2 separate regions of the Homo sapiens genome follow, and region 2 is linked to region 1. A link is a loop called in an ENCODE intact Hi-C map of the cell type or tissue named here. Cell type or tissue: dorsolateral prefrontal cortex. All regions are shown on one strand. Links, peaks and the distances in the headings refer to the core of each region. The heading gives the core; the rest is flanking DNA.

Region 1 (5,368 bases), core at 136-5,135:
GGTAAAAAAGCAATCCTTCAGATCAATTATAATTAAAGGGGACCATGGCTGGAGAGGGCAACCGGGGTGGGAGAGCCCCCATGGGTTGAATTACGGCATTATACGCCATCTGCCGGATTTTTTCTGAATTACAAACAGAATTCCAAGGCGAAAATGAAGGCTCAATGTCCTTTTTCTAATTGTTTCTTTGCTAATAAATGTAAAGCCTCCAGTTTTTGTTTTGGAAGCGCTGCTGATTTACCATACAGTTGTTTTTTTTTCCCCCAAGTTAATGGAATGGGTTTTGGAGGCTCTACAGTGACCGCTCCTAAAAAGGATGCCCTATTCCTTTTCTTTTTTGATTTTTTTCAGCCTCAATTGGGACTTCTTTCCTAGTCCCTTTTTAGGGAGCTATCCCATTTTAGTCATGATTTTTTTATTCCTGGGGCTGTATAGGGAGGCTGGGATAGTAATCTCTGCATGCCATTGTTGTAACAAGTCTCGGCCCCATAAATTGATTGGAATGAAGTGATCACAGGCTGAACCGTACTTTCTTGATTATCAGATCCTGGACAATGTAAAATCATGGCACTTTGATACACTTCTGAGGCAGTACCTATGCCGATGACAGAAACATCAGCCTGGGTATCCACTAATCCTTCAAACTCTTTCCCTGAATAGTGACTGTACACACGGGTCTATCCTCTGAGACCTGATTAGCCCAATAAGCAGCTTTTCCTGCAGGGTTGGTACTTCCAAACCCTCCTGTTCTTTCCTTTTTGTTTTCCCCAATTTTAACATAAGGCAAAAGCAGTAATTGAGCAATTCTATCACCTGGATTGGCACTCCGGGGAACAGTGGAGCTGATCACTAACTGAATTCCCCCTTTATAATCTGAATAAATTACCCCAGTATGAATTTGGACTCCCTTCAAATTTAGACTTGATCTCCCTCAAAGGCCTACCCTCCCTTCTGGCAGCGGGCCATATACCCCTCTAGGAATCTTTTGTGGGGGCTTTCCAGGGAGTAAAAAGACCATTTGGGTGGAACATAAATCTACTGCGGTGCTGCCTGCTGTGGCGCGGGACAGCTGTTGGATTGTTGTAATTGGCTGACTCCCTGAAGTGGTGGTATTTTCTGTAGGGGTTGTTGTCCTTGAAAACCCTGAGGAACAAACAGTTTAACTGGGAATGCCCCAGTTTGTTGGGGGGCCTGAGGCTGGCCCCTCTTCCTGTTTCCAGACAATGGTTGCCCATCTTTATCAAATTTAGAATGACATTGATTGGCCCAATGTTTTGCTTTTCCACATTTTGGACACAGGCCAGATGGCTTTTTATTTTTTGCTGTTAATAGCTTGATTTATTATATTCTGTTTATTTAAGCCTGGGCAACTCCTTTTCAGATGACCGATTTGACCACAATTATAACATTTTTTCCCAAATGTTCTAACTTGTCCTCCTAGAGTGAGCCCCCTCATTGCTTGAGCCATTAGCATTGCCTTATGCATAGCTCCTCCAATCCCATCACAAGCCTTCACATATTCTGTAATTACATCAACTCCTGCTGGAACTTTTCCTTTTAATGGCTTTATGGCCGACTGACATTCTGGATTTGCATTTTCATAGGCCATTAATTCTACAATAACTTTTCGGGCATTGTCATCTGTAATAGACTTTTGAGCAGCATCTTGTAATCTTGCCACAAAGTCAGGATATGGCTCTTTAGAGCCTTGTCTAATTGAATTAATAGGGAAAGCTGTTCCTGGGTCCTGAATTTTTCCCCAGGCCCTGAGGCAAATAGCCCTTACTTGTTCAATAGCCTCATTCTGCATCACTGATTGTTGGTTAATGGTGCTCCAATTTGGACCTGTTCCTAACAATTGGTCTGCGTCTATATTAACAGTGGGCTTAGTAGCCTGATTTTTTCGTACCTGTTCTTGTACTCCATCAATCCACCAGGTTTTAAACTGTAGATACTGAGAGGATGAAAGGGAAGATTTGGCCAAAATTTCCCAGTCATAAGGAGTAAGTCTATTTCCATGAGCAATGGAATCTAATAATGTTCTTATATAAGGGGAGTTGGATCCATATTGTTTAACTCCTTCCTTTATATCTTTTAACATTTTCATGGTGAAAGGTTCACATCTAGTCTCAGCTCGGGCAGGCGCTCCTACTTGAGTCTCTTCCCCGGCCTGTACCAGTTGTAAAATTACCAGGAACCGCCATGCCTCAAGATCGCCCTGTTTTCTGGCTTCATCAATGACTGCATGCAGTGCACCACCCTGTCCACTACGTGATGCTGTAGGATTAAGTCTCACAGTGGGCGGCTGAGGATACAGCGCCGCGTCCTGTGTTGCTGGTGAATTAGACGCCATCGCTGTGGGTTGCTGGTATGGTGCCGTGCTATTTGGCACAGGACACACCGCTTGAGGTCTGTATTGAACCTCTGAAGGAGGCCGATACTGAAGCTCGGTTGGCAGCCGGTATTGATAAACTACCAGCGGTTGGGTCTTATTTTCTACCGGCTGATATTGTGGATACTGTATCTGAGTTGGCATTGCCGGGATAGAGACTCTGTCCCTTTCTACTTGATTTTCTCTTGGGGTTTGTGCTTGTCTAACCTGCGTTTGAGGTTGTAATGTTACAGGCATCTGAACCACGGGAGGAGGAGTTGATGGCGATCGTGGTTTAGGCTCTGATGGCCCCAATGATTCTGGACCTCCTTCCCCCAATTTTGATGATTCAGGGTATATTATCTCCTGTAATTGACTGTAGTCAACATTTTGCGTTGACTGAGCCATTACAGACTCTGCTACATATTTACAATGTGAACTTTCCGTTCCTTGCTGGGATTCTGTCCCTGCCTCTTCTTCACAATCTGTTACACAGCTTTTAGGGGCATCAGAAACTGAAACAATATCTTCTCCTGTTTGAAATGGTTCTAAAGTTGCTTTAATAATGGCCCAATCATTCCATACTGTAAGTGGGATGATTTTACCTTCCCTATTTGCTTGTTTTAATTCTTTGCCAATTTTTTCCCAATCTTTTAGATCTAAAGTTCCCTGTTCTGGAAACCATGGGCAGAATTGTTCTATTGTTTGAAATAGCGTAATTAGATTTTCTGTAGAAGCTCTAACTCCCCCTCTTCTTAAAAGAATTTTAATAAAGCTGAGATAAGAGGCATATTTACTTTCAGTTTGCCCCATCGTTACCCTGGGTTCCTCTAAGCACACAAGCTTACCGCAAGGCTGACCGTGGACGTACTTGGGACTCTCTCGTCAACTTGTCCTCAATGACCACACTGTAGAGTACCTTCACCCTAGAGAAAGGCACCCACATTGGGCATCAGATGAAGGGGGCCAGCCCCTCCACACCTGTGGGTATTTCTCGTCAGGAGGGATGAGAGACTGAGGAAAGAAATAAGACACAGAGACAAAGTATAGAGAAAGAACAATGGGCCCAGGGGACCAGCGCTCAGCGTACGGAGGATGTGCACCGGCCATGGTCTCTGAGTTCCCTTGGTATCTACAGATTACTATTTTCACTATCTCAGCAAGGGGAATGCGGTGGGAGAACAGGGCGATAGTGGGGAGAAGGTCAGCAGGAAAACATGTGAACAAAGGAATCTGTGTCACAAGTTCAAGGGGAGGTTCTGTGCCCAGATGTGCACATAGGCCAGATTTATGCTTCTCTCCACCCAAACATCTCAGTGTAGCAAAGAGTAACAGAGCAGCATTGCCGCTAGCATATCTCACCTCCAGCCACAGGGTGGTTTTCTTCTCTCAGAATAGAAGGAATGTACTATCGGGTTTTACACCAAGACATTCCATTCCCAAGGACATGCAGGAGACGGAGGCCTTCCTCTTATCTCAACTGCAAGAGGCCTTCCCCTTTTACTAATCCTCCTCAGCACAGACCCTTTACGGGTGTCGGGCTGGGGGACGGTCAGGTCTTTCCCTTCCCACGAGGCCGTATCTCAGGCTGTCTCAGTGGGGGGAAGCCTTGGACAATACCCAGGCTTTCTCGGGCAGAGGTCCCTGTGGCTTTCCGCAGTGCATCGTGCCCCTGATTAATGGAGAATGGAGAATGGCGATGACTTTTACCAAGCATACTGCCTGTAAACACATTGTTAACAAGGCACATCCTGTACAGCCCTTGATCCCTTAAACCTTGATTCCATACAGCACATGTTTCTTTGAGCACAGGGTTGGGGCTACAGTTACAGGTTAACAGCAGGTCAAGGCAAAATAATTTTTCTTAGTACAGCTCAAAATGGAGTTTATGTCTTCCTTTTCTACATAGACACAGTAACAGTGTGATCTCTCTTTCTTTTCCCTACACAAACAGCCGCGTGGCCCAGCCAGGTCCATCCCCTTGGCAAAGTCCCGCTGGGTCCCGGGTGCTGGGGTCCTGCCCTGTTCGGCTGTGGTGAAAACGCCTCCTTCTCTCTGGGTCCCCAGAGAAAACCCCTGCTCTCTCCACTCTGCAGCCTCAATTACAAAGACGAACACACATACGCCCCACAGATGTGCACACACACACACATACACACACAGCAGGAGCTGCGGGAGGAAGCCAGGCAGCCAGCGGGGACCCGGGAGGGTGGAAACACCACAAGAACCAGGGGCTGGTTTTCTTTTATTGTATTAAATAGTTAGGCAGACAGTAGGAGAAATACACAAGGAAAGGCCAGGTGCCCCGAACCCAAGTCCAGCGCCTAAAATCCTGCCATTCATTTCCAAGTCTCTCGTGGGCCCTCTCCCTCCTTCTCTCTGCTCCTCTTTGGGGCACACCTGTGCTCTATGGTCTGCATGGAGGGGACCCTACCCTGAAGGGGTGGCCTGCCCCTCCACACCTCTGGGTGTTTCTCATCAGGTGGAATGAGAGACTTTACTTTTAGTTTGCCCCATTAACCCTGGCTTCTTCCGAGCGCCCAAGCTTACCACAAGGCTCACTGTAGACGTACTCGGGAATCTCTCGTTGACTTGTCCTCAATGACCACACTCGAGAGTCCCTTCACCCTAGAGAAAAGCATCCACGTTGGGCACCAGATGGAGTGGCCTGCGCCTCCACAGCTGTGGGCATTTCTCCTCAGGTGGAACGAGAGACTTGAGAAAAGAAAGACAACAGAGACAAAGTATAGAGAAAGAAAAGTGGGCCCAGGGGACCGGCGCTCAGCATATGGAGGACCCGCGCCGCACCGGTCTCTGAGTTCCCTCAGTATTTATTGATCATTATCTCTACCATCTCGGAGAGGGGGATGTGGCAGGACAATAGGGTAATAGTGGGGAGAGGGCCAGCAGGAAAACATGTGAACAAATGTCTCTGCATCATAAACAAGGTAAAGAAAAAAGTGCTGTGCTTTTGATGTGCATATACATAAACATCTC
Region 2 (5,368 bases), core at 300-5,299, 140 kb after region 1:
TTTTTTTTTTTTTTTTGAGATGGAGTTTCACTCTTGTTGCCCAGGCTGGACGGTCCCATGTTTGGAACAGAGTGGGGCCGGGGGCCATTCCAGAAGAGTACCCAGGAGAGAATGGGCTCTGAGCCGGCTGCCCAGCCCCCTCCTGCTGTATGCGGCTCTGTGGAGAGCGCATGGCCTGTTTGAGGGCTTCTCCCCTCCCCTCTCTGCTGCCTGGTCCGCTGGAGCTCTCCCTTCGCCACCATGGGGCTCAGTTAAAGAAAACACTGATCCGAGCAGATGAGGGGAGGAACAGCCCTGCTGGGGACAGAGGTGGGCGTGGGGGCATGTTGTCTCCCCTGATGTGCAGGCGGTGGCTGGGGGAGTGTCGGGCGGGGGGAGTGTGGATGAAAGCCCAGACTCCAGCCTGTGGGTCCCATCTCTAGACTTCCCGACTCCCAGGTTCCCCAAAAGGTCTGTAGTGTCCCGGGCACCCAGGCCCCGATCTCAGATGGAGGGGGCACAGTGTCTCCCACAAGCGGCTCAGCCCAGCCTCAGGGCTCCTCACGCACACCCAGGGCCTCTGGAGTGGGCAACTCCTGCATCCTCTGCTTCCCTCAGCTCAAAACCAGGGCAAGTTCGAAATGCGTGCTCGCCCTTCTTGACCCCTGCTCAGCCGAGCCCCAGGTTGGGGGTGGGTATTGGAGGTGAGGCAGCCTCTGGCCTCATTGGAGGGGGTTGGTGGGCTGAGCAAACTGGCAGAGGATGTGCCCTACAGGGTGGGTGTGAGGTGGGGAGCAACTGAGGCAGATGCCTGTGTGGCCCTGCTGACCTAGCCCAGGCAGGGTGTGACAGGTCTGTCCAGCCCTGAGGGCACAGCTGTCTCCAGTCTCCAGCTCATTCCTGATCCCCAGGGTCACGTGTCCAGAAAACCTGGGCACTCAGATCAGCTGGGCACAGATGGCCTGTCCTGCCTCTGCACCCCCATAACTCCCTGTCAGCGCTGGCCCACACCTAATCAGCCAGCCAGTACCGAGGAGTGGGCCCAGCTTCCAGCGGGGAGGGCGCTGGCCAAGGTGCTGACCAAGCTGGCAGACACAGGAAACCAGCCTGTCCCTCTGCGGGCCTCTGCCTTGCTCCCACTGCACAGACCTGTGGGGAAGTGGAGGCCCAGGCCCCAACCCAGAGCAACTGGGGACAGCTGGGCTTGGTGGCTGGAGAGGGTTCTGATACCAGAAGTCTCCAGGGCAGCCCTGGCTCCCCATTTCCTCCCATGCCCATCCCATGCCCCAGAATGGTCACTTCGGCTGCTCCAGGAGGGGTGGGAGGGGCATTAAACCTATGAGAGAGGGGGTGGGGTCACAATCTTCAGCTGTAGTGGGCCGCTCTGGGTCACTGATAATGGAAGTGACGCCTGCACAGTAAGCACAGAAGTGTCTCAAGGCCTCTCTGCAAGCACAGAGCAGCCCAAGACTGGAGCCTGGTCCACCCCAGTGCTGTCCTCAGACTGATGGCCAGTGCCACATGACTCATCTAGGGTCTGATACATCCCTGTGGCAAGAGCTCAGTTCCTAGTCTGAAGGCTGCTGTGTGCAGGGACCCTGGAGGAAGAATGCTTGTTTGGGGGTCAGGCCTCAGCCTCCCACTGGCTATGTGAGCTTCGCCTGAGGTTCTCCATCTGTGCAATGGATGACGACGTCTTGATGTGGCTCTGGGAGGACCCGTTGAGCCACCGCAAGGGCTGAGATGGTGGCACTTGGCAGCCAGTACCCCCTGGGGAGGTGGCAGTGTGTGCACAGCCCACCCCTTCAGGAGGCCAGGGGGCAGAGTGGCTGGGGGGTGTCTGGGCCCCACCTCACCTTCTGTGCGACTGGGAATGGCATGCACTCCACAATGCCCTGGTAAGCCTAGGCTGGGACAAGGGTGATAGGGATAAAGCAGGCCAAGGTGATGAGGGCTACAGAGTGGCAACCAGAGGTGTGTGGACAGTGCAGCCTCCACACCAGGCAGAGGGCCCGGCCCATCCAGTATGTCTCCGTCCCGCGAAACTGCCTGCCACTGGGCTGAGATGGGAGCACCAGGGCTCTGGTAGGTCCTCACTTCCTCTGGACAAAGCAGGCAGGCCACCAGCCTTGCACCCTGCTCATGTCCCTCAGGGCCACCTCCATGGCCAGGGGCAGGCAGAGAGCACAGGGCTGCCCAGTCACCAGGTCTCTCTGCTTCATGTCAGTGGACCTGGGCTCTAAGGAGGGCCATCAAGGCCTCAGGCTGGCCCACTCCATCCCTGAGTCAGGGTCCTACAGACTGACACCAGGTGGGCCTGCAAGACCCTCATCTGCATGGTCCTCTCATGCAGGGTGGGCCTGGGGAGGACCCAGCCCGGCTGAGCTGACTCCCAGCACTTCTCCAGGTGCAGGGGCAGCCTGGCAGTTGTCTCAAGACCCCGGGATACACTTAGGAGCACATCAGTGAGGCCCGGTGGGTGCCCCGAGCAGAAAGCAGAGAAGGGACACCTGCACCCCTGTGTGCAGGGGTGTCACTGGGTTCTTTGGCCCCATGCCCGTCCCCCCTCCCCCCTGCCCCATGAGAGCTGGCTTGGTAGAGTGGGGGATACTAAGGAGGTGGCCTCCGAGAGCGTCTTCTGGGTTTGGAGTCCCCATTCCGCAGGCGGGAAGAGGTGGGAGACCCCTGAAGGGTTACGGGTAACATCAGGCCTGGATCCCGTCCCTAGGGTGGTGCAGAGAGGGCCACAAAGGCCCAGGAGGGCCCCCAGAACTCTCTTAAGCCTAAGAAACAGTGCAGAGCCTGTTTCTTACTGAAAAATGGGGGCGACCGTGCTCCAGCAAGGGCTTCTGTGCAGGGGGCCGGCGGGGAGGGGTTCATGGGTTTCGTGAGGCCAGGAAGGGAGTGGGTAGGCAGAGGCCATGCCCAGGCCTCCGGACAAAGCCCTTGCCCGCTTGGGGAGCGGGCCAGCTTAGGCCGCCACACTCTCAGGCCTGGGGCCTGGCCCACTGCGGCCCGGGCCGCCATCCCCTCGGCCTCCTGCAGGGGCCGCCGCCTCTTTAGGAATACACCACCTTTGTCTGGGCCCGCGCGGCGCGGGTGCACTGCGCTGGCTGAGCGCCTCCTGCTGCCTGGCCTGCAGCGCGCCCCGGCCCGCTGCGCCGCCCAAGAACCCCCCTCCGCCCCCCTCGCGCCCGCGCTCCCGCCGGCCCGTGCTCCCCAGCCCCAGCCCGGGCCCGCGCCCGCGCCGGCGCCCAGGTGAGCGCCCCGCCCACCGCGAGGCCCAGCCCGGGTCCGCCCCCGGCCCGCCCTGGCCGGCCCAGGGGAACTGGGCGGATTCCTCGAGTGTCAAACCACCTGATTCCATAAGACATTCATCCTCCCGGAGGCCCGCGCCGCCCTCGCCCTGCACGCCTAGCGTTGTCCCGCGGCCAGGCCCGGCCGGAGCGGCGGCGCCTGGATGTGGACCTGGCTGCGGGGAGACGGGCGCCGGCCCCAAAGCGACTTTCGGTCCTCGACGCGCCCCGCCCCACCCCTGCGATGAAGAGGGCGTCTGCTGGAGGTGAGTGTCTGCGGTGCGGGCCTAAGCTGGCAGTCAGGCCCTTGGATGGGGAAACAGGCAAGTTAGGGGGGGCCTAAAAGAGGTGGATGGGGTAGGTGGAGCCGTAGACAGATTCTGGGGAGAGGACTAGCTTCCAGGTCGAATCCCTAGCGAAGCCTTGCCCATCATCCAAGCCCCACACACCACTGACCCCGCCCCCTCCCAGTCCAAGGGCAGCCTGGACCCGCTAGATAAGCCGCTGGACTTGGGGCCGGCGCTGCCCCCCCAAGATGGAGGCTGGCACGTTCAGCAGTGACCTGCAGACCCCACGCCCAGGCAGTGTTGGTGAGGTCGGGGCAGCCACACCTGGGGAGGGACATGGGTTGACCCCCATCTGACCTCAGTCTGACAGTGGTCTACATCCCCAGAGAGTGCCCTGTCGGTGCAGAGGACCAGCCTCCGCCACCCCCCGACGCCTGCCATGTACAAGTTTAGGCCGGCTCACGGGTCCTAAGGCACCTTCTGTGGATGAGGCGAGCAGGTAAAGAGGCGTGGCCTGCCCCCCACTCCTCCCCCGCCTTGCCCCCTGCCCCCTGCACGCCCAAGCCCTGTCCCCCCAGGCCTGCCTCCAGGAGCTCTCCCCACAGCTTTCACCCCGTGAAGGGCCCCCCCTGAGCCCTGCCTCTCCAGCAGAGGCCACATCCCCTGAGGCCACACCCCTCAGGGCTCTGCCTGGGTCACCAAGGGCCTTGTGTGACTGGTAGGACCCTGCCTGTGTGCACCCAGAGCTGGGACCCACGGAGAGGAGCAGGGTGTCCTGGAAGGGGCTGGCACGGGACGTCCAGGCTTGGCATCTGTCCCTTGGCCAGCGTTGTCCTAGGCCAGGTGGGCGGCTGGCTCCAGGAGCACTGGGTACCAGGATGCGTGGAATTCCACCATTAGTCACTCTGTAAGGCCTATGGGAAGACTTTGGAAGAATTTGAGACCTGCTGGAGAAAGCACATTTTTCTTCCCTGAGTTGCATGAGTGCTCTGTGGTCACTGGAATGGTGAGCAGCGCAGGGCGGTCTTTGCAGTGATCAGGAATGCTGAACAGCCCCAGGGCGCCGTCCCTCCTTCTGGGCCACCCGGAGAGGCAGGCCTGTGGCTGGGCCCGTGCACCCAGACCAGCCCCATCCCTGGGGACCTCTCCCCTCAGGATTGATGTCCTTCCTGGAGAGAGTCACATGGTGGAGCAGTGAGTCTAGGCTCCTTGTCAAGGGTCTGAGTCTGCAGGCATGCAGGGGCCATGCCTCTCAGGAGGCGGTAGCCCTGCTTGGAGATGAGGGCTCCGGGTATGTCATCTTCCTGGGACTCCTGGGTCCAGTGGGGGATTGGGTCTGGTTGGCCAAGTGCATTGAGCCTACATTGGCCCTGATCGCCTTCTGGCTTTGTGGTTCCTGAGGCTCTTGTCCCTAGCCCAAGCCCAAGCCCATGCCCACGTGCCCATCAAAGAGGCTAGACGAGGCCCCTCCTCCCTGTGGTTGCCCTGAGTGGTAGGCCCCTGGGACTGCGTAGCTCAAAAGGCTGAGCCCTGGGTGTCTGCAGTAGCCAGCTGTGGCCTCCCTCCCGCTGCAGAGCCCCTGCCCCTCAGCCATGGATGCTCAGGGACAGGGCCATGGGTCACTATGTGGCTCTTAACGGCTCCTTGAGGCCCAGTTCCTGAGGCCGCGGTGCCAGGTGTGGACCCCGTGGGTGCTGACTGGCAGCTGCAGGCAGGGTAGCAGGTGGGCAGTGGTGAGAATGCCTTCTCCCTACAGGTTCCAGGCCCCGATTCCCTTATCCTGGGGGACGACAGCATCCATAGCCT

What was found. Peaks named below come from ENCODE experiments on the same cell type or tissue, not always from the same donor. Only the 100,000 strongest peaks of a DNase experiment are listed, where the experiment ranks them.
Region 2: it touches region 1 in a loop (4-fold over the local background); 58 of 110 quality-filtered maps call a loop at or near these places.

The regions. Positions count from the first base shown.
Region 1 is chr22:23,536,690-23,542,057 of GRCh38, reverse strand. It overlaps LOC124900476 (endogenous retrovirus group K member 5 Gag polyprotein-like), which reads right to left and starts at 5,177. Exons shown (of 2, transcript XM_047441690.1): 1 at 4,922-5,177; 2 at 1-3,297. The coding sequence starts at 3,184. The coding sequence ends at 1,313. PCAT14 (prostate cancer associated transcript 14) reads right to left here and starts at 3,956. Exons shown (of 4, transcript NR_109832.1): 1 at 3,734-3,956; 2 at 3,220-3,297. RefSeq lists enhancers at 2,142-2,436, 2,162-2,456, 3,144-3,758, 4,991-5,368 and a silencer at 3,642-3,936. In dorsolateral prefrontal cortex, for the core only: a CTCF peak has its summit at 2,274; a DNase peak (open chromatin) is centred at 2,307; H3K4me3 peaks cover 604 bases.
Region 2 is chr22:23,400,534-23,405,901 of GRCh38, reverse strand. It overlaps the pseudogene ZDHHC8BP. Among named protein-coding and RNA genes, the nearest start is that of LINC01659, 30 kb to the left of the region's middle. In dorsolateral prefrontal cortex, for the core only: a CTCF peak has its summit at 3,037 (motif pointing right); a DNase peak (open chromatin) is centred at 3,071; H3K4me3 peaks cover 1,267 bases; H3K27ac peaks cover 1,582 bases.